Linked DNA regions of Mus musculus: all the other regions are linked to region 1. The links are chromatin loops, found by intact Hi-C in ENCODE. Cell type or tissue: heart. All regions are shown on one strand. Each heading gives the region's core, and the rest is flanking DNA. Links, peaks and the distances in the headings are about the cores only.

Region 1 (7,929 bases), core at 1,365-6,364:
GAGCAGCCTCGCCACACATACACCCTGAAGATTCTGGTAGGTCTTACTGATTGCCATTTCAGGCTACGTTGGCAGCTAGGGACCATGCGGCAGAAGCCAAAGGGTCAGCTGGCCACTAGGTAGAAGCCTGGGGGTGGGGGTGGGGGTGGGGTCGCTGAGCTAGAGGGAGTGGCACAGCAGACTGAAGGTCCTGTGGAATGACAATGGATCTGGGTCGGCTCTAACCGGGCAGCATGGCCTCGACAGCCCTGGGCTGGCTTAAGTATGCCTTTCCTTGTCTGCATTAGATGGAACAGCCTGGGTGACAAACAGCCTGGGTGTATCCTTTAGGCTAAATGCCTAGATGGTTTCTCACACAGTTGAGAAGGTGTTTGGAAAGGTTTGAGCCTGTGCTGCCATGGTAGCTATGAGACACACATGACCATGCCATTTAGGTTTAAATCAACTAGAATTGAATAAAGTTTGGTAGACATACTAGTCATATTTCACTGGGTCAAAAGCCACATGGGCAGGCATGGGTTGTAGACCATTAGCTATCACTGCAGGGAGTTCCACTGGACAATCTGTTAAGATAAAAATCAGGCCACATAGCATACCCAAAATACATCTACAGAGGACATTAAAGCATAATGTTACCTTTGAAAGCTGAAAACTAAGGAATTTTTGAGTCTCTGTGACTGCCCAGGGCAACAAGGTCTTGCTTTGGGTCCGCACCATAGGAACAGAGCTCTGAAGCAGACCGCCCAGGTTTCAACTGTGGGCCCATTGTCTCCCTTACAGTATGAATGTGGGCAAATCATCTACTCTGTGCCTCAGTTTTCCATCTATAAAATGGGGCTGATAACAGTATTAATTTCAAAGTGCCATCAAAACTAAATGAGGGCTGGGTATAGTTGCCCATCTCGGAGCTTGGGATGTAGAGGCAGGGGGATCAGGATCTTAAGGCTGCATAGGAAGGTTAAGGCCAGTCTGGGATATGAGACCCTGTCTCCAAACAAAACCAAGATCACACAAGTGAACTCATCACCTGGTCACAACGGAGTCCAGGAAAGACTCACTGGTCACACACACCTGATAATGCAGGAAGCTGTGTGCAATGAACAAGTACTTATAAATGTTTGTGCAGACACCTCCCAAACTGATAGGAGGTGTCAGGTAGTCCGTGTGCGTCTCCCTGAGGGCTTCCTATGCACAGGTGCTTCTGTGCTTGTTAATGTCAACATGTTTCCATACACCCATGGGAGCTGCAGGATAGAGATCTGCCTGGCCTACAGGGCACTCCTTACAGAGTAAACGCACCGTTCTGCAACATGGGGAGGGGCACAGCAATACCATGGTGGGAATTAGGAGACAGCCAGCACTAGCTTTGCCACCCTGTGTTCTGTGCCTTGGGAGACATGCCCACCCCTGACCAAGATGAAAGGCTGGGTTCTGGGTACATTTCTGTTGAGGTTTGGTCTGTTGCTGTGTATTGTAACCCCCCAGTAACTGTCGAAGCCAAAGAAAATAACCATGGTCTGAGTCTCATTCATTCCTAAGCTAGACAGGGGATGTGATGGTTTGAGTATGCTTGGTCCAGGGGGTGGCACTATTTGGAGGGGTAGTCTTGTTGGAGGAAGTGTGTCACTGTGGGCATGGGCTTTAAGACCCTCCTCCTAATCATGTGGGAGCCAGTCTTCTCTTTGCAGCCTTCAGATGAAGATGTAGACTCTCAGCTCCTCCTATACCATGCCTGCCTGGATGCTGCCATGATCCTGCCTGGATGATGGACTGAACCTCTGAATCTGTAAGCCAGCCCCAATTAAATGTTGTCTGTATGAGTTGCCTTGGTCATGGTGTCTGTTCACAGCAGTAAAACCCTAACTGAGATCGGGGGGGGGGGGTAAGTTTAAATTGGGTCAACTGCACATTTCCTGCCCCTTTTCTGGCCTTGGAGCTGAGAGGCGAGGGCCCACTCCAGGCACGGGTGTCCAGAAGAAGTATAATTCAGACAGACACAGAGACAGCCACAGCCACACTGGCATCACACTACCAACTTTTATAGAGTTAAAAGCTTCCATATTCACGCCAACACCCCACATCCTTAAAGGGTCACTGGGACTCTGGAAAGAGGAAAACCCAGGGACCTGAACCTGTTAGAGAATGTCTCCAAGCCTCTAACCTGTCTAAACAGAAGCCTTCCTGGTCTCACGCAGGGAGAGAGAGGCAGAGGGTGGGTGGGTGGTTCCTCAGGGAGACAGTCCATCACCATTCTCACTGCAAACCAGCTTGGGTGCGACAGACCAACCAGTTCCCCTGGCCTGACTCGGGGAGGCAGGAGACCTCATGGTTCTCCTCCACTGCCCTGCTTCTGCTCCACTGCCCTGCAGCGACTTCTTGTCCATCCACAGAGCCTCACTGTGCTTTCCAGTTGTAAGAACAAAGTAAGACACAGTGAAGCGATAGCTCAGGTCAGGACATGATGATGTCACCTCACCTCCATCCTCACGCGGGGATGGGGGTGGGCTGCTGGCTAACACAGCTCTGCTTGGACTGAACCCAGGCTGAGTACCTGGACCCCTCCTCTGAAGGCTTAGGACCCAGCCCTGTACTCTGGTTTGGGGATCAACACTGGCGAACATACTGACCTGTTGATCATGGCCAAACAACTGGGGGATCAGGGAAGCCTGTCCAAAAACCTGTAGGAGAGAGAGGGTGCAGTTTACAGGAGGGCCAGGCCTAGTGCAGGCTACTCAGGATGCTTCCTTACCCTGGATGGATTCTGTTTTGAAGGAGTTTTGCCTGGCTTCCTCAGGGACGGAAGCTCCTTCCAGGGCTGGCGGTATGGAGGACATGTCCTCTGCACCCTTCCTGACACACGGGTGCTTTGCCTACTTCTTTTCTCTTGGGCTGGCAGCCCAGTCAGAAACACAGGTCAGAGACGGTACCCAGGACCACCTTTTCCTGGACAGTAGGCAACTTTAGGGTCACCTATGGCAGCTTGAGACAGTCAACCTTTTAGGGGTAAAATTTTGGGGAAAGGAACCCTGGATTAGATGGGAACTTGGGCTGGAAAAGGAACAGTGGGTGAAGTCTGTGGGGGGACCCCCAACACGGCAGATTCCAGATGCCTTTCTGTATAAGGGCAAAGACATTCTGGGTACCTGGGGCAGGCAGGGATGGAGATAGAGTATGTGAAGGACAGCTATGGAGATGGAGGCACACAGAAGACCTGTGGAAAATGTAGTGAACAAGGGGAGAAAAGGGCAGAGAGGGAGCGAGGGAAGAAGGGAGGGTGGGAGAGAGAGAGACAGACAGAGAGAGAGAGAGAGACAGAGAGAGAAAAGAAGGAGGAGGAGGAGGAAGAGGAGGAAGGGAGGGAAGGAGACAGAGACACTGACTGACTGACTGACTGACTGACTGACTGACTGGAGGGGACAGACACAGTAAGACAGGAGAGAGCTGGTGAGATGGGTGAGCCTACACATGACACGTCTACTGAGAAAACACCTAATGAGCCTCTGCCTGCCCAGATGATGAACCTACAGGGAGCACGAGTGTGTAGGGAAACCCTGGCCTCAGGAGGAAGCATGGCACAGGCATCAGTGAGCTAATCTGATTCCAGGGACCAGGGAGTGGTAGGTTAACGGGGGCCTGGGAGCAGCATCAGGGACTGCTGTATGCAGGGTGACCAGGAAACGCCTCTCAGAGGGAACATCTGAGACGTGGAGGCAGCAGCTGAACAGAGCTCTGGACAGACAGCGATGCACCGCACCGATCCCTCTGTCCCCCCCAGTCACCCTCACCTGGCTGATACAGCTGGAGTCATTGAGGCTGTCACTGATGGGGTTGTAGTCGTCTTCCCAGCTGGGGCACTTGGAAGGCAGCAGCATGTCCACTGAATCCAAGCGGTCCAAACTCCTGGCAGGGAAAGGGGTAGACAGGGCTCAGCCTGGGAACCGAGGCCAGGATGGAGAAGACTGTCCAAGACTATTCAACTGCTGAGGGCAAGTGGAAGCGCTGCCAGCCTGGGCAAGGTGGGGGGCTCCAAGCAAAGGGAGAACTTCCACCTTTGGGAGACCTAATAAAATAAATCAGTGGCAGACAGCCTTCGCCTGTCATGCCCACTGTGGCCTCAAGGTGGCAGCATATGCTTGCATTTGCCTGTTTTAAACTGGAGGCCATGCAACCTAGTCAGCCGCTTACAAAACTGAAAATCAGAGGTAATTCCAGAGACTAGACAGAGGTGGGTTGAGGCCAATAGCCTTGGTATTTACTGGAAAATGCCCGAAGGTCCTCAGGGGCCACTGTGACATCCAGATACGGACCTGCTGCTTGCCCTGAGGACCTAGTTTCTCAGTCTTTCTCATATTACCTACCCCTGGACCTCCCCAGCCTTATTCTAGGTCAGTTTGGGCTCCTGATATAGGGCTTGGATTAGCCTCCAGCTTTCTGTAGAGTGCCTAGCGAGTCACCACCTCTTGCTCCCACTTCATGGTCCTTATTTACGGAATGGGGGTGACACATTGCTAGCCCTCGGGTAAGGACTTCAGGCTGCAGATGCAGGCCAAGCACAGTAGCCAGCAAGGCCAGGGTCAACGGACAGCAATCATTACCATTACTCTCACCTGTCATGAAGGGTAACGGACCCTGGGGCAACTCACCTATGCACATGGCTCCTGCGGCAGAATTTAGCTAAACCAGTTCCCCAAATTACCACTATGAGCAGGGCTTAACTGTAAGTGGGCTGTTTGGGAGACAAGTTGTTAGCAGGCAGGGCTAACCTAAGCATGAGAAAACTCTTATAGGGGGATAGTCACTAGGACTTGCATGAGAGCCGAGAAACAGGGTCCATCAGCAGGCCAGGGTTCTGCTAGGGTGGCCAAAGTGAAGGAAGGCGAGGCTCCCGAGACACAGGGCATGCAGTGTGAGGCTCACCTAAGGGACACAGCTGATCTAAGGTTAGGACTGCAAGTTCTGAGACCTTCCTCGGGTGGAAATACTGTCAGGACAGGCTCCCATTAAGTTAAAGTGGTGGCTTTTACAGGGTTCAACTCAAGGGGCGTGACGTACACGAAGGGGTGGGGCTCTAGCGGGGCTGTCATTCTAGACTGGAACTCACCGTCGAGGGTTGCTCTGCTCTCCCAGGGACTGCTGCGTAGCCCTCAGGTAGCTCTGACGCCGCGCTGCAGTCTTGGGTGAAGGTTTGGGGCTACCACCCCCAGACTCATCACTGTCTTCATCGCCCATGGCCTTGATATAGCTGCCACTGCGCATGCGCCGGCACGGGATGGGCCCCTCAGCGGTGCTATCCATGTCTCGAGGGGATAGCAGCGTGGTGCTCCACTCTCCCCCTCCGCCGGGCACCTGGAATATCCGAAGACAGGGATTCAGATGGGACCTAGCAGCCAGCCAGGTTTCCAGCCAGTCACTCAGAGAATAGAGTCTCGCAGACCCCTCCATTTTCACTTTGAGCCTTCTCTGCTGGCTTTTTGTCCTTGATCACCCAGCATCAGCAAGCCCTGGGCCAGGAAGATTACCTGAGTTCTAGAGGCCTCTTTGTCACAGCTTGAGTGCCTGGCCTTACCCAAGTCCATTTCCTTTCAAGCTGGGTTCGTTCCAGCCAAACTCCCCACTCCTGTGATCACTGTGGTTTCTCTGCAGCTACACTTACCCGGCACTCCTTGTGCCCCATCTCCTCTCATGACACTCCAGGGGATGGAACAGGAGCCCATAGTGAGAGGGTTCCAAAGGAAAGAACTCTCCCACAAACAGACCCCAAGATCTGGAACCTGAGCCTGGATCTACAATGGCCATTAGAGGTCCCTGGATGGGGATCAGAGACCCCCCCTAGTACATCAACGTGTTGCCCCAGAATCCACGATCTTTGTTCTAGACCCATCCGTGACAGAGGGGAGTGCTGTGCACAGCTGGTCATCCTGTTCCAAGTGGCTCTTCCACGTCTGTCACTGTCAGCTGCTCTGGGGTAGTAGGATGTGCAGTCTACACTCCCGTCTCTCGACTCACTCTTGGATACATGGTCACGTTGGGCACATCGTGGCATTTACATGCTTCAGAAGCTGGACCCATGTCCTGTGTGCATCTCAGCACACTGGAGCAGGCACACGCCTGGCCTGCTCTCCCATGCTCTTCAGCAGGCACTCCCAGCATGCTTCACACCTTCTCAAGGACACACTAGGGGCCTCATCATACCCTTCCAACAGAGATGACCCACGTGGAATGCCCCTGCGCCGCCACTGCGCCTGGGCACTAACACTACGTCATAAGACTGCCACCACACAGGGGGAAGCTGCTCTCTTCCCAAAGAATGCAGGTCTGCAGGTTTCTGGGCACACAAGCCCTCCATCGGGGATTCAAGCACATACTCCCTGATCAGTATGACGGGATGGTACCACACCCTTCTTGTACCTTTGATACTTGTGGCTACCTCCTGTTGAGGACCTACTCCTCAAACTCAGCCTTCCCTCACACCCCAGCCGACCAGCTAGTCACCAGGACCTATGACTTCTCCCTCCCAGGTCACCAGCTGGTCCATCCCTCAGCGAAGGGGACCCTGAGCATCTCTGCTCAGACCTTGTGGCCAGCCCACTGCTCACTCTATTCAGCAGGCAGCACAAGCCCCCAGAGCCCAGAGTCCTCTCCTGGTGTCTGGAAAGCATTTCCTACATCAGACCCAGCCACACTGAGTGGAGAGAGTGCAGGCCACACACTTCCCTTAAATGTCTAAACTAAGGTAGCAAACAGGCAGCCACAAAACCGCTCAATAGATTTAAAAGGTGGCCTCAATTTCAATTTCCTGCTACTGCAAAAACATGCTCTTCCCCCACGGTGTCACTGTCCCTGGCATTTTATATAGAAGGACAAGAATGTGAGCTTTGTGGCACCTTGGAGTTCATCTTTTCATAATGCATCTGATGTGATTTCTGCACACCAGCCAGGCCCATGCTTGCACACACTGTGGACAAAGTGCTCACTACTTACAAGAGCAACCCCTTCCATGTGTGACCTGTTCCTGTCGTTTCTACCACTGGGCTCCATCTACCCCCCCCCCCTGCCGCCATGGAGAACCCTGCCCTACCTCACTGTGCAGCGGCAATGCTGAAGCCAAGCCTTCAGCTACTCTTGGGTAGCAAAGCTTTACCTTATGAATTCCTCAGGACAAGCCTCCCTCTACCCCCATATACCAGGCCTTGGGACTGGTGGCCTCACACTGACCCCCCGTCTGTTCCTGGCCTGCAAGACTGTGGTGTGCTTATTTCTAGCCGTGGTGACTTCAGTACCCATGTGTCCATCTACCCTTTCTGAGCACTTCCTCCCCGCCAGACCCTGTCCTGGGCATTGGGTGGACATATGGCTGTATCCGCTGTGGTCTGAGTCCTTGAAGAGAATCCAGTCTCATGGGAGTGGCAGGAAGATGACCATTAGAATGTCATGTGTTGGTCCAGTGAGGGGTAGGGATGGCATAGCTTCTAGATCTGTCATCTAAAGGGCAGGGACATAGTTCAGTCTCTCTGGGACTGGGTTCCTGGGGGCCTAATTAATACACCTGCTGATAACATTGTGAGGACAGATATCCTCTTACTAACAGGCCCCCGACCTCTGATTCCACAGTTGAGCAAAGTAACGTTCAACATAAAGCCATCTCACCAGTGAATCTGTGCTCCAGCTGGGACTCCAAACCATAGCCACCCTGTCCTGCCCTCACCCTGCCTACCCCACCCCCACCCTGCCTATCCCACCCCCACCCTGCCTGCCCCACCCTCACCCACCTGCCCCACCCCCACCCTGTCTGCCCCCCCCTGCCTACCCTCCCGCCCCGCCTATCCCCCCCACTGTTTGCCCCCCCTCACCTGCCCCATCCCCACCCTGCCTACCCCTCCCTCACCCTGCCTACCCCACCTATCCCACCCCCACCCTGTCTGCCCCACC
Region 2 (7,929 bases), core at 1,126-6,125, 400 kb after region 1:
CAGAACATAGGTAGTGCACATCTTTCTAAATGATAACATTGTTTGCAACAGATTCCAGTGCTCCAACTTAGGGGTGAATTCACTTTGACCCAGGAACTGGGAGTGGAGCCCCTCAACATGGCTTTAAGTTAGGGAAGAACTGAGGTTATCAGAATATGGGGTTTCTGCTTTGTTTCCCTAAAAACAAGTAATAATGAAACCAGATTATGTCCTTTACAAAACCTAAATGATAAACCCAGTAAGGACCACACGGCAAGATTAGCATCATTCAGTTTCTGCTTCCTTCTTTGAACCACACAAAACTGACTGCCTTCAAGGTTACAGCTTCCCCAGATGTGATACTTAAGAGTAGTTACATAAAAAGAAAAACCTCAATTTAAAATCCTTTATTACATTTGTGTGTATGTGTGTCACAGAACAACTTGAAGGTGTCAATTCTCTCTATTCGGTCCTGGGTCTTGAACTCAGGTCAGCAGGCTTGGTGGCAAGCACCTCTCCCAACTAAGCCACTTTGATGGCCCCAAATTAGTATCTAACAATCATCATACCTCACACAGTTGTAGCTTTAAGTATCTTGTTTCTTTCCCTTTCAGACAATCATCATACAAGTCTCAAAATGTAGCTCTATGATAAATTATCCAGAACCGTGATGGCATGTGTACTCTTGGAGCACTTCTTCCCACAAGAAGACATCAATGTGAGCAGTGGGAAGCAGCCTCTTGTAAGGGACTGTGTTGGCTTAATTACACATCACACATTCCCTAAGCTATGCCAGGTCACCTCATGCTTGCTCCACAGCACATTTTGTATCAGATGGTGAACAGATCTTTAGATAAGGGCATTCATTCCCTGAAGCTTCTCTGTACACAAGCCTGAATTTATGGCCATGATGGCCTGTTAGGCCTGAAACTTAACCATTCCTAAGGCAGCGAGAGGTGCTGCTGTTGGTAGCTACCGACATTGGCTCCTTAATGTTTACATAGTAAATATTTGCAGCCTAGAACATTACAGATTACAAAACTGATAATGAATCTGTGGATGTTGATGAATAAATCAAACAAAGTTTACCGTTAGTGATACAAAAACTGGTGAAAATGAAGTCCTCACAGCACGGAACCTTTTACATTTCACCTAATAAGATAAAACCAAGCAAACAACATAGCAATGACACATGGAACCAGAACCTGCGAAACAAGAAACAACACAAACATCTCTGTGAAGGTACAAAGAGGTTGTACCTGGACCATAAGCAGCATAATTACCTTCATCTCATAAAGTAACACAGACGGGGAATTGAAAGAGTGGAGTGGCTGGAGTGGCGACTGCTACCCCAGCCTCCAGGGAGGAGGGAAACAAGCAACAGAGTTGCAAGTTTGCGGATGAGACATAAAGTAAGGTAATTCCCACCTTCTTTGTAACAAATCTTTACAGTAAAAGAGTTCGAAAATTTTGGGAAACTTTTTTTCATAACTTTAAATAGAACTGGGAAGCAGTTGAAATTAGTAAGTGGGTAGAAAATGCTGTCCTTTGGGTTCCAGCCCCTGACTGCTTCCTCCTGGAATTCCTTGTAGATTCTCATTACATCAAGATTCTAGCTCCTCCTTTAGCAGTTTCACTTGGCTGCTGAAGCCCTGTACAGCCCAGCTGACTCTGGAGTGAAAACATAAAACCTTGTCCCTGGTACCGTGAAGCCATGCAAGAGACGAGGTGAGAAAATGGAAGTCTTGAGGAAGCAGAGCAGTAAGGACCCAGCCTTCAAAAAACTGCACGGCACAGTGAAGTCCCAGCATTCCAGTGAGGCTAAGGGATGAAAGCGGTGGGTGCCTGCTGCCCACACGACACACCAGGCAGAGAAACCGGAGGGGTTGGCACATGCCTCTACCTGACTCAAAAGTCAATTAAATAAACTGCAAATCGAATTTACAACTGTTTCCTACTAGGTTTTTATTTTTTTTGGCTCTCATTTTGTTTATCATCAGTGGCACGATTCCAATTGAAGATGTGCAAAGACTTGCTTCGTTCAACGATGTGCACAGAATGGGATTCTAAGACTATGTGCTGCCTTTGCAGTTGGCTTCCAGATCAAGAGAGCCCTGTCCTCCAGCAGCCAAAATGGTCTCTTTGTCCCCATGTCCATCACACTCCTGGCCAAATCCCTGAAGTCAGTCAGTGTCACGTGCATCCAGCATGCTAAGTTTATTTACTTAAATATGCGAAGCTCCCCTGGCAGAGGTGCCAGGCCTGTGCTCCAAATGTCTTGAGTGGCCAATTTCATGTCGAGCAGCAGAGGGCGATCTGCTGCACCTTGCCCAGGTCAGTCAGCAGCTGCTTGATGCAGTGCTTGAGCTGCGGAAGCCTGGCCAGTGGCTCTGGGGGCTCCAGCTCCCCAGTGTAGTCCAGCCAGCTCTCCAGCACTGCAGGTGAGAGGGGGGGGGAGATCCAGTGAGTGCTCAGAACCTGATTCACCCCAACCTTAGCTCAGCCAGTTTAAGCCAGGCTTCTTCAACACGGGCACCCCACAAAGCACTGCTCCAGGGCACAAAACCCTAATGCTAAGGTCTGCAGTGTGAACTACCCTCCGCAGGCTTCTGTTGGATACCTGGTCTTCAGCTGGTGATGCTATCTGGGGAGGAGTAGGTAGGTCACTAAGGGCCCGCCTTTGAGACGTTTACCAGCTCCCTGACCACCATGGTATAGATGGGTACCTCGACATGTGCTCCCGCCACCATGACAACTCTGAGATTATAAACTACTTAAGCCAATTTCCCTTCAAGTTGTTTCTGTCAGGTATTTGGTTACAGCAATGACAATATAAATGCTTCACAATAGTGCAGTCCTGAAGATGTCCTAGTTAGTGATTGAATGATCTATGTCTGTCCTCTCCAATACAGTCAGTGGCCACCAGCCAGATCAGATCCGGCTGTTATGCTCTGAGGGGCCAATGCAACTAAAAAACTCATCTGAATTGCATTTGCTTTAATTGTGTTAGCTAGCTGCTATTCTGCCACAGCAAAGCCCAGAAGGCTCTGAAGACAAATCTTTCCCACTGTAAATAGTTGTTGGGCTGCTAGAAAATCTATAGGGACTTTGAAAAGGTCTGGTTTTTGGTTTTTTAAGTCACTGTCAATTCTGATTTGCTTCATATTAATTCTTGATACACAATTATCAGCAGCATGAAATATACTTATTTTCTCCCTTTAAGAAGTTAGTGTAAGCCCATACTAGCTTTTGTTCCAGCAATCAGGTGGGGTCTCTTGAATTTGAGACTAGCCTAGCCCACACAGATCCTGTCTCAAAACTAATCTACTTCCTAAATGAAAGCTTTAAACTTCATCCTTCACTTTTAAGTTTTCTTGGCACCTCTTCAAGCCATGGGGGGAAGGTGAGCTGCAAATCAGAAGGATACATGTGAGGTCCTCTGGGAAGCCAAGACAGCCTGGCTTCCCACCTCAACCACTGGCCACTCAGAGAGCCCAGGCAACACGGAGGTAAGATCTGTGACGGCTCAGACTTCTCTCCTGAGGAAGAACTCCTCGGGCAACCACAGAACATTCCACACAGAGCAAGGAGGAGCCTCAGGTGGGCTGGAGAGAAGGTGGATGGTTAAGAGCACTGTCTGCTCTTCTAGAGGTACTCAGTTCAACCCCCAGCAACCATATGGTGGCTCATAGCTATCTGTAATGGGATCTAGTGCCCTCTTCTGGTACATATGGATAGAGCACTCACATACATAATAAAAGCCATGGGGCCTCATACAAGCTGGATGTCAGTGGGTCTGTCCCTCCCTTCATCTGCCAACAGGGCAACTCCATTTACTGTCACTTCAGAACTCTCATCAGCCCCTCTCCAACAGAAAAAGCATTAGTTTTTCTTTCTTTGAACAGCACTCTTGTATGTTGCTCAGGTTGGCTTTGAACTCAGTCCTGCCTCAGTTTCTTAAGTGCTAGGATTATAGGCAAGAGAAACACATGTTTGGCATGGTCTCTGCCTCAGGATGGCCCCAACCACAAAGGAACGCTAGCCAGGCCACATGACTGAAGCTTGTAAAACAAGGCCCTTGTCTTAAGAGTGACTTCCGGTGTGAGCTTTCCATAGCCGTAGTTACAGGCTTCAGAGCTTGACTGTAATTCACAGAATCCTCAAACACAGACTTACAAATTTGGTCCATTAAAAATTTTAAATTCCATTTTATTTATTTTGTGCCTGTATGGAGCTCAGGGATGGGGCCGTCAGGCTTAGAGGAAGCAGCTTTTACTTGTGGACAGCGCTCTAGGCCTGGAGCCCACCTTTCCAATGGAAACAAATAACCAAGAACAGTAAGTAAACCATCATGAAAGGGTTTTAACTCAAAACTAGAAGAGATGCCTCAGCCATGAAATCACTGCCTTGTGTAAATCTGAACTTGATCCCCAGAATGCACATTAAAAAACCTGAAAGGCTGGGCATGTGAGCTGCCCTGGGGGTGCTGGGAATTGAACCCAAGTCCTCTAGACCACAGTACTCTTAACCTCTGAGCCTTTGCTTCAACTCTATCTCTCCATAACAGTGTAGTTCCCTCAGAACTTAAGAAAAATGTGCTCAGGTTGTAAAGGCGCTATGCTTCGTCCGTGGGGTGCTGAGGCTAAGCTTGCTCTTGGCCACTAAGCTCTACTTAGCTTAGCCCTGCAGAGTTCCCACTGCAGACGGACTGGACATGTGAAGCAAGACCCCTGAGAGCCCCAGACTTTGTAAGAAACTAAACATTTTCAAAGTTACATTTGTCCTCACTGAGGGGAGAACTAGTCCAGATGGGGCTGAAGAGGCAAAAAAACAGCTGTCCTTGGACAGCAAGGCTGTGAACTTCAGAAGGCTTCAGAGGGAAGCTCAAGACTGATTTCAAGAAAGGAAACCTACCGTCCAGCTCCTTCTCAATGGAGTCCATCCGGTGCGTCACCTCATCCTGCAGGGACTCCACATGTGTGAGCAGGTTGAACTGCCACTGGTGCTGAGAGCTCACCAGCCCTTCTCCACCTCTGTCCAGCAGCTTCCTTGCAGGCGTCTCTTCTGGCAAGACATTCTTGGAAATGTACTCTCTCACCTGGGGGGGGGGGGGCATGCAGTGATGTGTACATCATTGGGCAGCCAGCCAGCTTTTCTCCAACTAGTCAGCATTATAACCCTCTGAAAAAGCAGTTGTGCGCCCAACCTCCAGCTGCCACTCACAGTACAGCCTCAGGCCAGCACAGCACCCATGGGGCTCAGGCACCACAGCACCCATGGGCTCAGATGCTTCCTCTGGCTGGCCCAGCGCCCGGCCTGAAGCAGGCCTCTCAGAAGCCCAAGGGCTGCCCAGAGCAGTGCTAGTGATGGTTAGGTTATTAGAGTCAGTTAGTGAGGCCTGGCTGTCTCTAGTGAATATGTGGCCTTGGTGAGGTAGTTCCCCTATCGGCAACAAGGATACAGTTTTCCCAGGTAACATTAGGATGAAACTATGGTGCTGGTATACAGTCAGCTTACCAGGGGGTTCCCTTGATAAGAAAAAGAACTTGGAGATTTTACATTGTGTTTCCACAGGACTGCTAGCCTTTTACTATAGTTTCAGATCTCAAACTTTTATTCATTTATTTAGGATGATAACAATTCATGGTAACATTTAGGGCTTCCTGTGTACAAAGCAATGTCCTGAAAGCTTCCTTGGATCTGATGAGGAAAGCCAAAACCAAAGTGACTGAACCTAGACTTGAAACTAATCTGCTACAAAAAGGCTATCCTCACACCCTAAGTAGACTTCCATAGACACTGGCAAGGACAGAAGCTGCAGGTGCAGACCACACCCTGGGAGCAGAGCTGGGATGCCGCCTCTTGGCAAGACACAGCAGTGCACTTAAGCTGCTGAGGCCAATCAATCCATAGGCTAAAGTGGAAGAAAGTAGGGATGACAGGGGCAGAGACCTGAAACCACACAAGGCCTCTTGCACAGAAGAGAGGCACAGTGGCACTCATGAAGAAGTAAAAATGGAGACTCTGGCATGCTACCTAGCATTCAGAACAGAGTTACTTAATAATGACAGAAACTAAATAACAAACCAAACATAAGGCTAGATCCTGGGGAAAATGCTCAGAGTAGCAAAGACTTTAATGACGGGTCTGGGAAAAAAAATAAAATTTTCTTAAAAACATTGTTATCTAACAACATACTTGACTTAAGTTCATGCTAATAATTTAGCACCTAGGTACAATTACGATGTAAATGATATTAAAGAAAAAAATTTCCTTATAGTTTTTCCAAGTTTGAATCAACTTCTAAGCTTCTCCTCTCTCTGTTCCTGACCCTGCAATTGTGCCATTTTGTGAAATTTCCTGGGACTAAAGGAGGTCCCTTAACTTTGTACACATCTTAACCTTAAAACAAAAACAAACAAAAACCAAAAGCCCTCTCTCTGATGAGCAAGTTTAATATGTCTATGAAGAAATGTCTTCCACAGGAGGTTGGCCCAGGACTCAGCAGCACAGCCATCAAGGAAGGAGTAAGTACAGGCAAACACCTACCTTTGGGGAGCTGGGTTTGGGATCTATGTCGCCTCTGCTCCTGTCTTGGTCGATGGGCCAGCCTAGGCGAGGGGAGAGGGAGTCGTCGCCGTTCTCACAGAGGGGGCTGACTGCAGCATCAAGGGCAGAGCCTCTCGTCTCCACGACCAGCCTCTGCTCCACAGCGGGATAATAGGCGCGAGGTTTCTGGTAGCAATGCTCACTGGTGATGTAAGACTCCTCCACAGATCGGGGCAGGGGCGATGGCTTCTCCACCGCCCCATTCAAAGTTCTATAGCTTGGGGACTCCTCGCTCCTGGCGTCTGTGATGTGGATGTGTCTGGGATGTGCTCTTCCCTCCCCCGAGTGCTGTTTCCAGGGCTGGCACCATAGCTGCAGATCAGGATGCTCTCTGCTTCTGTGGGGATGGCAACAAGAAACAGCGTTGAGAGTAGCAGGTACCACTGCAGAGTTCCTCTCATAAACATTCTCCAGTAAGGGACAGTGGCCTCTACCTGGGATATCTACCCACTTACCACACTGGGATGTGAACCTTCAGTCTCTTAGGAGGCCACTTCCCTAGGCTCCCACTGCAGGCACAGTGGATGCAACTAAACTTGGTTGCTCAACAGCAGCCAGTGAGCTCAGGCTCCTTCTGGCTTCTTTTGGAAACTAGTGTTACTAGTGGAAACTGTCAGCTACCAGCTCTGACTTTAAAGGTGCCTCACGCCACGCCTGATACATCACGCCACGTCTGATGCTCAGAACCACATGATAGAAGAGAACCAATTACCAAAAGATGTTCTTCTAACCTGCACACATATGCCGGGGCACATGCACTCATAAATACAACACAGTAAAAGCAAATTTGGTTTACTAACAAAAACCTAAACTCAATCAACTGCCAAAGTAACCCTGGCATGTGACAGCACTGATAATCACCCTGGCATGTGACAGCACTGATAATCACCAATTATCAACCAATTATCAACCACTAAAGTGCAGTAGTGCTGGGGTGAGTATGGATGGCCATTAATCATATTTTTTTTTCTTTCTTTCTTTTCCCGAGACAGGGCTTCTCTGTGTAGTCCTGGCTGTCCTGAACTCACTTTGTAGACCAGGCTGGCCTTGAACTCAGAGATCCACCTGCCTCTGACCCCAAGTGCTGGGATTAAAGGTGTGCACCACCACGCCCAGCATTTCTTTAAATAAAAAAATTACATTCTATTTTCAGCATTCCAAAGAAAAAAGTGGCCAGGGTCAGTAAAGGGTAGAGATGCCATCACACAGGAGGACAGGCTCCTCTCTGCATCTGATGCAGGAGGACTGCATGAGTGTCTGCACAAAACACTGTGAAGGACGCCACAGTCCCCTGGAACCATTGCTCCTGGACTTCTAACCCAACAGAGTCATTACACTCAT
Region 3 (7,929 bases), core at 1,126-6,125, 180 kb after region 1:
TTCAATAGGTCTCCAGGATAGCCAGGGCATGTGACCATGTGGTTATCATCACCATGGGGTTGAGAAGTGACACAGAAGCAGAGAGCTGAGGCATTCAACCCCCAGAGACTCAATCCCCATAGACACACACTTGCATGCTTGCTTATAGACTCACTCGACAAAGATATACTGGATCCCCACTATTAGGGAGTCACAGTGAACAAGATATGGTACTGCTCTCTGGAAGCACTAAAAGTCAGGAAGCCCAGGCTCTTGTCCTGGACCTGCTGTGGACCTTGAGGCAGAACCATTTCCTCCCTACTGTCTGTGAAAAAGGACCTTCGCCTAATCCCATTGTGCCCATAAGTGAAGAACATAGGTAAACAAAAGCTGCCGGTAAATTCAGGAGCACAGGCAGATGGATCTTGTAAGTACTTCCTGGTACCTGCTAGGCACTAAACATTCCACTAGCTGGGTGCCTATGTGAGACCTCACTTAACCTTCAAAGCCACTGAAGGCAGTTCTTGGTAGCAAGAACTTGTTCTGCAGAGGACACACAGGAGGGAAAACTATAGTATGTGGCTTGTTCAAGTCTCATGGCAAGTCAGTGGTGATAGCAGACATTAACTCTGAGCGAGCAGCCTCCAAGGCTGTAGGTGCTGGTGGCTGTCCCAGCACTTGGCCCTTGGAGCCGTCACTCTTGAGCCAGCTTCCCTGGTCTCGTCCTGGATCATAACTATTCTATCTGCCTGGAATTGCCTTAGACTTAGTGTCCCATATCTGGGTAAGAGACACCAAGGTTCTCTCTGCTGCCTCTCACTTCTGCATAGTCTCCAGCTAACCTCTATTATGCAGCATCTCAGACAAACGGACGCCAGTCTTGTTTTGTGCGTGGCAACGAACCCTACCGAAGCATGGGGAAGGACAGAGCCTTCTGCTCCATCCTCGCCTCTGCTAAGCCAGCTCCTGCCCAGACTGTTGGTGGCCAGGTCACTTGGCACAGCACCATAAGGCACATTCCCTATAGCAACTTAGATTCCAGACTGCAAAGGTCATTTCTAGGAGAGTGTTCTTCCTCTGGCTTAGGGAGCGACCATCATCCCTTTGATCCTTCTATCCCTCAGACCACACTCTCATAGTCTCTTATTCTTCATGTTCTCTCTTTGCCTGAGGCCAGCGTCCAAAGCTCATCTTCATCTTTGCATCGAAAACAAAAGCCACTAAAGGGGACACAGGCTGTTCAAGGCCTAGGTCTTTTCTTCTCCCTGCCCTGGATGTGTGCATAGCTAGGGCCATCTCTCAACTCATGGAAGCACAGTTCTCCTTGGGCAAGGCTAACCCTCTATCTCTCCCCAGGGCTCCCCTCTACCCACTCAGATACCCAGGAAATTCTACCGCTTCACTGATGCCACAACTATATCCCTCTACCTGTCATGCAGATTTTTCTTGAACCCCAAATCTTCAAAACCAATTTTCTCCTGGGCCTTTCCTGGAAACACTCCATCGGCTCCTCACACGTCAAGTCTGCAGGGTAACTGGCTGCCAGCTCCTAACATACAAATATCACACTCCTCTCACACGGGATCCCTTGTGAACAGGCTGCCAAGCTTCTCCTGGCTTCTGAATTAGACTTTTCGGAGCCGGGTGAGGAACGTGCCTTTGTCACAGGTACCTGGGACCACACTGTAAGAACCACTGGCCAGTAAACACTGTCCCCAGCCCATCTGTCCTGTCTCCAGAACATCTTACCAGAAAGCAAATACTGTACTTTCCTGCTCCAGGACTTTCTAGTCCCTAAATCTCTGCTGCAGCCACCCTCTTGAACCCTGGTGGCGCTCCAGCTAGACAGCAGCCCTTAGGTCCCCACCGTCTTCTGTCCTTACGTGGGTCCCAGGGATCCAGGCACTGTCTCCTCCAGTGCCAGACTCACAGTGCCTAGAACAGTACTTCACACATCGTGGGTGTTCAGTAAATATTTATTAAGGGAAGCAAAGAGGCTGGAAGGAGGAAGGGGAAGCAGGAGGGAGGAATCTTTGTTCCAGGCCACACTCCACACATGCCGATGGTCTAATGCACTCGCAGCTGATCCCCTGCTTCTACTCCAAAGGCACCATTCCCCTCTTGTTTCCAGAATCAAGTTTAAACCATCCTACACACACCGCAAACCCTTCCCGCTCTGGTTCAGTCTGTCTTCTCAGCCCTCTTCCTCCTCCCCCTCCCCTTCCTGTACACATCTGTACACATCTGCCACCCAGATGTGCTTCTTCACCTGCAGGCCTTACACCTGCTCTCACAGGCTGGAAGCATCCTCCTGTGGCCATGCCCACCCCCATCCATCCTTTCCTCATAGCTCCGCTGACCCTGCCTATGCTATAGACAACTTCCTCACATCCTCCCAGCAGCTGTGTTACCCTCCTGGCTCCTCCCAGCAGCCCCTAGCCTGTTGCACTGTTCCATGAAGGCAAGAAAGAGACAGCATTAGCTGACTTCTCGATACACTACAGGCCAGGTGTTGTTTTGCAGGCTTCCCAGAGGGTACTTGCTGGGTCTCACACAAACCTTTCTCCCACTCCATTTTACAGATGTGGCAAGAAGGCTTAGAGAGGTTCAGGTGACTTGCCCAAGGCCATCCAGCCAGGAAGTGAGAAGGGTGGGCCTTGCTCATCACTGTGCCCAGGAGCTGCACACGTGACAGGCACCTGTGATGGCAGCACAATGGATGCTGGTGGGCACTGCAGCTCTGTATCCCTGTGCTAGGCAGACAGACTCATCACTGGCTTTGAAACAAATGAATGGATGAATGGATGGATGAGGAGATGAATGAAGTTAACTGTCTACGTGCCATAATGACATTTACATTTACCCTTACAAGTATCTCAGTGCCTAAGAGTAATGGTTGGGAGGGGGAGAAAGAACCGAGTGATCAGAGATACATGTGCCATCTGGTAACTGGCTGTTTATCGATCCTGGGGTCGGTTTACTTAAAACCCACCTGCTGAGGAGTCGGACTTAATGACATTATCTTCCCAGGAATAGGTCCGGAGTTGGACAAGGGACGGCATTCACAAGCATCTCTCAATAGCTCAAGAGTATCTGGATGAGGTATCACTACATTCTGCAGCCCCAGGCCCCAGAACTGATGTTCCCACAGGTCAGGACATGGGCAGAGCAGAGAGACTGACAGTGAAAGTGGAACTTCCAATGTCACAATGCCTGAGGCTAAACTGAGATTTATTGGTCATGTGACCTTGGGTTCATCTCTTTATCCCCCTGAACTTAAGTTTTCTCATTTGTAAAGGATGCAGGAGAAAGAACAGCAGATAACCACGGTTAATAAGCCAAAGGTCAAACATCTCAGGAGGCTGTCTGACACAGAAACCTGTGTGCAGAATAACAGGTCTGTACTGTTCCTAAAGGCTCTAGAGCGACAGTTCTCAACCTGAGGGTCGTGACCTAGGGACCCTTTCACAGGGTTCACGTATCAGATATCTACATTCTGATTCATAACTAGCAAAATTACAGTCATGAAGTAGCAACAAAATAATTTTATGGTTGGGGTCACCGCAACCCCAGGAGCTGTATTAAAGGGCTGTAGCAGTAGGAAAGTTGAGAACTGCTGCTCTAGAGTCCCATACGATGAGAATACTTGAGACCAAGTACTTTTCATTACTGGTCAGACAGCAAATAAATAGCAAAATCCACAAGGTCCCTTAAAAGGTGTCAAAAAAAAAAAAAAAAACCCTGAATATTCCAACCAGGTTCACTGCTGCCATCTACTGGCTATAGTGAGAAAGTGGTCTGCAACACTGAGGGTGGTTTGGGGTTGCTGGCTGGCTGGAGGATGGGGTGGGATGGGGGCTTTCCGGCAGGTAGATTTGCCTGGAATTGCAAGATTCCTGCATGCTGAGAATCTGATCATTTTACTCTCCCTCTACCCCTGCATGCTTGGGATGGCCCAAATAACTGAGAGTCAGGGCCTCTGCTCCACACATTGTTCAATTGGCAAAACCGAAGACTGGCAATCTGTACTAGAGCAGTCAAGGTACCAGACAACAGGAACCTGGTCATCTGTCTCACTGCCATGAGGGCATCTGAGGCTTGCTGAAGCAGTTTCCAGGTTCTGGGTACTGGGAGGAGAGGGGGGGGGAGAGAGAGAGAGAGGGAGAGAGAGAGAGAGAGAGAGAGAGAGAGAGAGAGAGAGAGAGAGAGAGAGAGAGAGAGAGAGAGAGAGAGAGAGAGAGAGAGAGAGAGTAAGGGGTGGGTAAGAGAGGGGAGCTTCCTGGGTTCCACTTACCATGGTGGTTGAGATGGTCTCTGTGGTGATGCAGGGGGGAGTTGTCATGAAGTCTTTCACCATTGGAGTACCCCCATCAACCTATGAGGCAGAGAAGGAGGCATGAGAGATGACAGGACTACACGTATCTGTAGTATCTGTCACCTGGCTTATAGTTACAAGGTGACAGGTTTCAGGAGTGGACATGCACTGGGGGTGCTCACACTGTACTGCAGAGGGGCCCCAAGGCTCTTCAAAGACTTCATTTCAACCACTGTATTGGACAAAGCAACCAGGCAAGTTGGTGAATTCCATTCAACCTTGGAAGTTACCCTTTGATGTCATGTTGGTTAGTTTAATGTCAATTTGACAACAAGCTAAAGTCATTTGGGAAGAGGAACTCTCAACTGGTAAAATGTCTCAGACTGGCCTATGGGCAGTCTGTCAGGCATTCTCTTGATTAATGACTGATGTGGGAGGGCCCAGGTCACTGGAGGAGGTACCAACCCTGTGCAGATGGTACTGTATGATATAAGAAAGTAGGCTAAAGTTGGCTGGCACTCAGGAGACAGAGACAGGCAGATTTCTGTGAGTTCAAGGCCAGCCTAGTCTATAAAGCAACTTCCAGGACAGCCAGAGATACAGAGATACCCTGTCTCAAAAGGAAAGAAAGAAGAAAAAGAAAGAAAGAAAGAAAGAAAGAAAGAAAGAAAGAAAGAAAGAAAGGAAGGAAGGAAGGAAGGAAGGAAGGAAGGAAGGAAGGAAGGAAAAAAGAAAGAAAGAGAGAAACAAAGAAACAAAGGAAGGAAGGACTGAAAGAAAGTAGGCTGAGCAAGCCACGAAGAGCAACCAGTAAGCAACACTCCTCCATGGCCTCTGCTTCAGTTCCTGTCCCCAGGTTCCTGGCTGAAGTTCCCTCCGTGATGGGTGTGACCTGAGAGTTCTAAGCTGAAATAAACCCTCTCCTCCCCAAGTTGCTTCTGATCATGTTTTATCCCAGTGATAGAAACCCTAACTACAACAGAAGTTGATACTTCTAAAAGTCCACCAAGAAATATGAACAAGGAAACTTTACCATAGCACTGAATACTGGGAAAGATAAAATCCATCACAGGGTCCAGTGAGGGGAGACGGAAACACAGTTAGGACATGCTTCCCCAGTGGACATGGGGCTGGGAGGTAAAGTGCTCACTTAACATGCATGCATGAAGCTTGGGTTCTATTCCCAGACCCCATTTAAAAAATGCAAAAATTAGGTATTTGCTGCAACCTGCAATCTCATCATCACATGGGAGGTAGAAGCAGGAGGAAGCCCAAGGTCACCTTCAGCAGCACAATAAGTTTGAGGCCAGTCTGAGATACCTAACAGGGACCCTGTCTCATGAAGACAGAAGTGAAGGAGGAGGGACAGAGACAGAGAGACAGATAGAGACAGAGACAGCAATTGAGTAAATTCTAAGCTTGTTGAGGGCAAAGGATATACTGTAAGAGTCAGTGGTCTTATTTATCTAATAACTTTAAGTATGAACAGATGTGAACATCTGTGTTAGTATCTTCTCCCAGGAGACAACATATAGATAATGTCATCCAGTCTATTGACTTTTATAACTGGACATTTTGATGTTTTGATGACACCAGGTTATGGGATTTAAGGTCGTTTTGATTTCTTTATCCTTTGCATTAAAAACAAAGGTTGCTAAAACAAAGCAAGCCAGGGAGGGCAGAGGCCTGTCTGGGGTAGCCAGCTTACGACTCTCTAACGGCAGGAGCAGCTGCAAAGCCATTACTTGGCATACTGTAACAGTAGGAGAAAAAAATCTGGAAAATACATTTGTGTTATTTTATGTCATATTCAGAATGCCTGTGCTGGGGGTGGAACCCCAGGTAAGGACTCTGCTCTTGGTCACCAGGAGAAGGGACTGAGCTCTGAAGTCCTGTGGCAAGAAGAACCAGGGGCAATCCCTCAGACTTATACATTTTAAAAGTTGAAGAGCCACAGAGGACACACAGGAAGTGTGCACTAAGCTGTGAGCTGTTCCCAGGCAAGCTAGCCTTCTCCAGGGTGCAAGCTAGTTTCACCTCACTAACACATTCTTCAGTCATTTGGGCCTGGTTTGTTCATCTTTCCAATCGAATGTGGAACCTCCATGCATAAAAAATGACCCAGATAAGCTGTTCTGAACAACCAGTGACTGAGAGGTCTCCTTTTCTCTCCCCCAAGCTGCCTTGGAAAGATCCTCTCCACACGTATCAAGCAGCCTGAAAGCCATGCCTCTAAACTGCTAGCCATGAGCACTGAACACCCCCAGGAGGAGGGGGGGGAGGCAACATCACCCCCATTTACAGATGGGAAAGCATGGTTTTTCCCTGTTCCGTGTCTGACCTCAGGGAGGATGAAGGGAAGGAAAAGGTTGACCAAAGGGCTTGGCCACTTCAGTGAGGATCCTATGTTCAAATGGCCGGTCCCTGTGTCAGGTTACAGTAGGGGCACAGGTTACCTGGGTGCTGTCTGCAGCGGAGACTCTGCTTTGCAGCATGGCCTCTGGCTCAATCTTCTTCCTGATTGCCAGACTGCTGACGGTCATGGTTTCTGCTTTCACAGACTACAGGAACATAAAGGGGACACGTGAAAACTCAAGCCTAGACACAACTCCTCTTCACAGACAACAGGGATGCAGGAGGAGAAAGCTCTCTCCCAACCCCACGGAAAAGTATGTAAAGGCATGGTTGGTGTCACTGAGAAAGGACCCAAAGAGAGAGAGCCAAGGCCACTGCCTGCATGAGGAGGGCCTGACCCCATGCTTCAGGGCTGCATGTCTTTTGAGGCTGTATTGGTGTGGTTAAACTCAATGCTCAGCGTTCTCCTTACACACACGTCGCCTACACCTTTTAGTCACTTCGTGCAAACTGCTGCTCAGTGGAAGAACTACACACGGAAGTATCCAGGGGCCAGGCAACAGATGGGAACAGGCGAGGAGGCTAGCTGGCCGAAAGATATGGAAAGCATGGGGGATTCCATTCAGGTGTGGATTTATCGTCGCCTCTGCATGGTGGGCTTTTCTTTGGTATATTTTTTATGATATAAAAAAACACAATGTAATTTTAAAAATTAAAGCCAGAGAAAACACATCAGTTGGCTTTACAAACCGTATCCTAGGTGTCTCAAGCTAAATGATCAGCTTCTATTGACTCGACTCTCAGGCCTAGTTCATGGCTTTACACACTGTAGGTCTGATAAATGGATCTAGCTTTTCATGTGGTTGGAAGGAAGAGGGAGAAAGGAGAGATTCTTCCAGAATCCTGGTATCTAGCTGCTCATTCGTTTATCGTCCCTTGGTACCGAGTGTACCTTAGAACAGCTAAGACCTGGTGGGAGAAGGGCAGAGCAACCAGCCATTGCCCTGACTGTGCTGGAAATGTTAGAGCCAAAGTGGCAGGACAGAGCAGGATGCTGTAGGGCTAGTACTGCCTCCCAGGTAGCCAGAAAAGCACGGAGAGAGGTGCGTGAGCTGTCCTGGATCACGGTGAGGCACGGAAAGGGAGAAGGAGCCTTCCGCCCAGAGGGTACAGCATGGGGTAGGATACCAGCATGAATAAGCTGGTGTTCACTGTCTAGGGGTGGGGGCGAGGATCTGCTAGGGTAAAGGGAAAGGGGGAGTTTCTGAGACTCCTCTGTG

The links. Hi-C counts contacts between places; a loop is a spot of excess contacts. Peaks named below come from ENCODE experiments on the same cell type or tissue, not always from the same donor. Only the 100,000 strongest peaks of a DNase experiment are listed, where the experiment ranks them.
Region 2: it touches region 1 in a loop (2.6-fold over the local background); 5 of 42 quality-filtered maps call a loop at or near these places.
Region 3: it touches region 1 in a loop (9-fold over the local background); 40 of 42 quality-filtered maps call a loop at or near these places.

Annotation. Positions count from the first base shown.
Region 1 is chr2:156,701,827-156,709,755 of GRCm38, reverse strand. It overlaps Dlgap4 (DLG associated protein 4), which reads right to left. Exons shown (of 13, transcript NM_146128.6): 4 at 5,102-5,346; 5 at 3,786-3,900; 6 at 2,628-2,678. It overlaps Gm34111 (a long non-coding RNA gene), which reads left to right and starts at 1,755. Exons shown (of 2, transcript XR_375168.1): 1 at 1,755-1,786. In heart, for the core only: no CTCF peak of the experiment used is centred there; a DNase peak (open chromatin) is centred at 4,045; H3K27me3 peaks cover 2,926 bases.
Region 2 is chr2:156,301,779-156,309,707 of GRCm38, reverse strand. Phf20 (PHD finger protein 20) reads right to left here. Exons shown (of 18, transcript NM_172674.2): 16 at 6,529-6,925; 17 at 4,894-5,077; 18 at 1-2,414. The coding sequence ends at 2,272. Among named protein-coding and RNA genes, the nearest start is that of Cnbd2, 6.7 kb to the left of the region's middle. In heart, for the core only: CTCF peaks have their summits at 2,275 (motif pointing right) and 3,703 (motif pointing left); no DNase peak of the experiment used is centred there.
Region 3 is chr2:156,525,815-156,533,743 of GRCm38, reverse strand. Epb41l1 (erythrocyte membrane protein band 4.1 like 1) reads right to left here. Exons shown (of 25, transcript NM_001368800.1): 19 at 6,751-6,855; 20 at 4,274-4,354. Among named protein-coding and RNA genes, the nearest start is that of Aar2, 18 kb to the left of the region's middle. In heart, for the core only: a CTCF peak has its summit at 3,755 (motif pointing left); no DNase peak of the experiment used is centred there; H3K27me3 peaks cover 845 bases.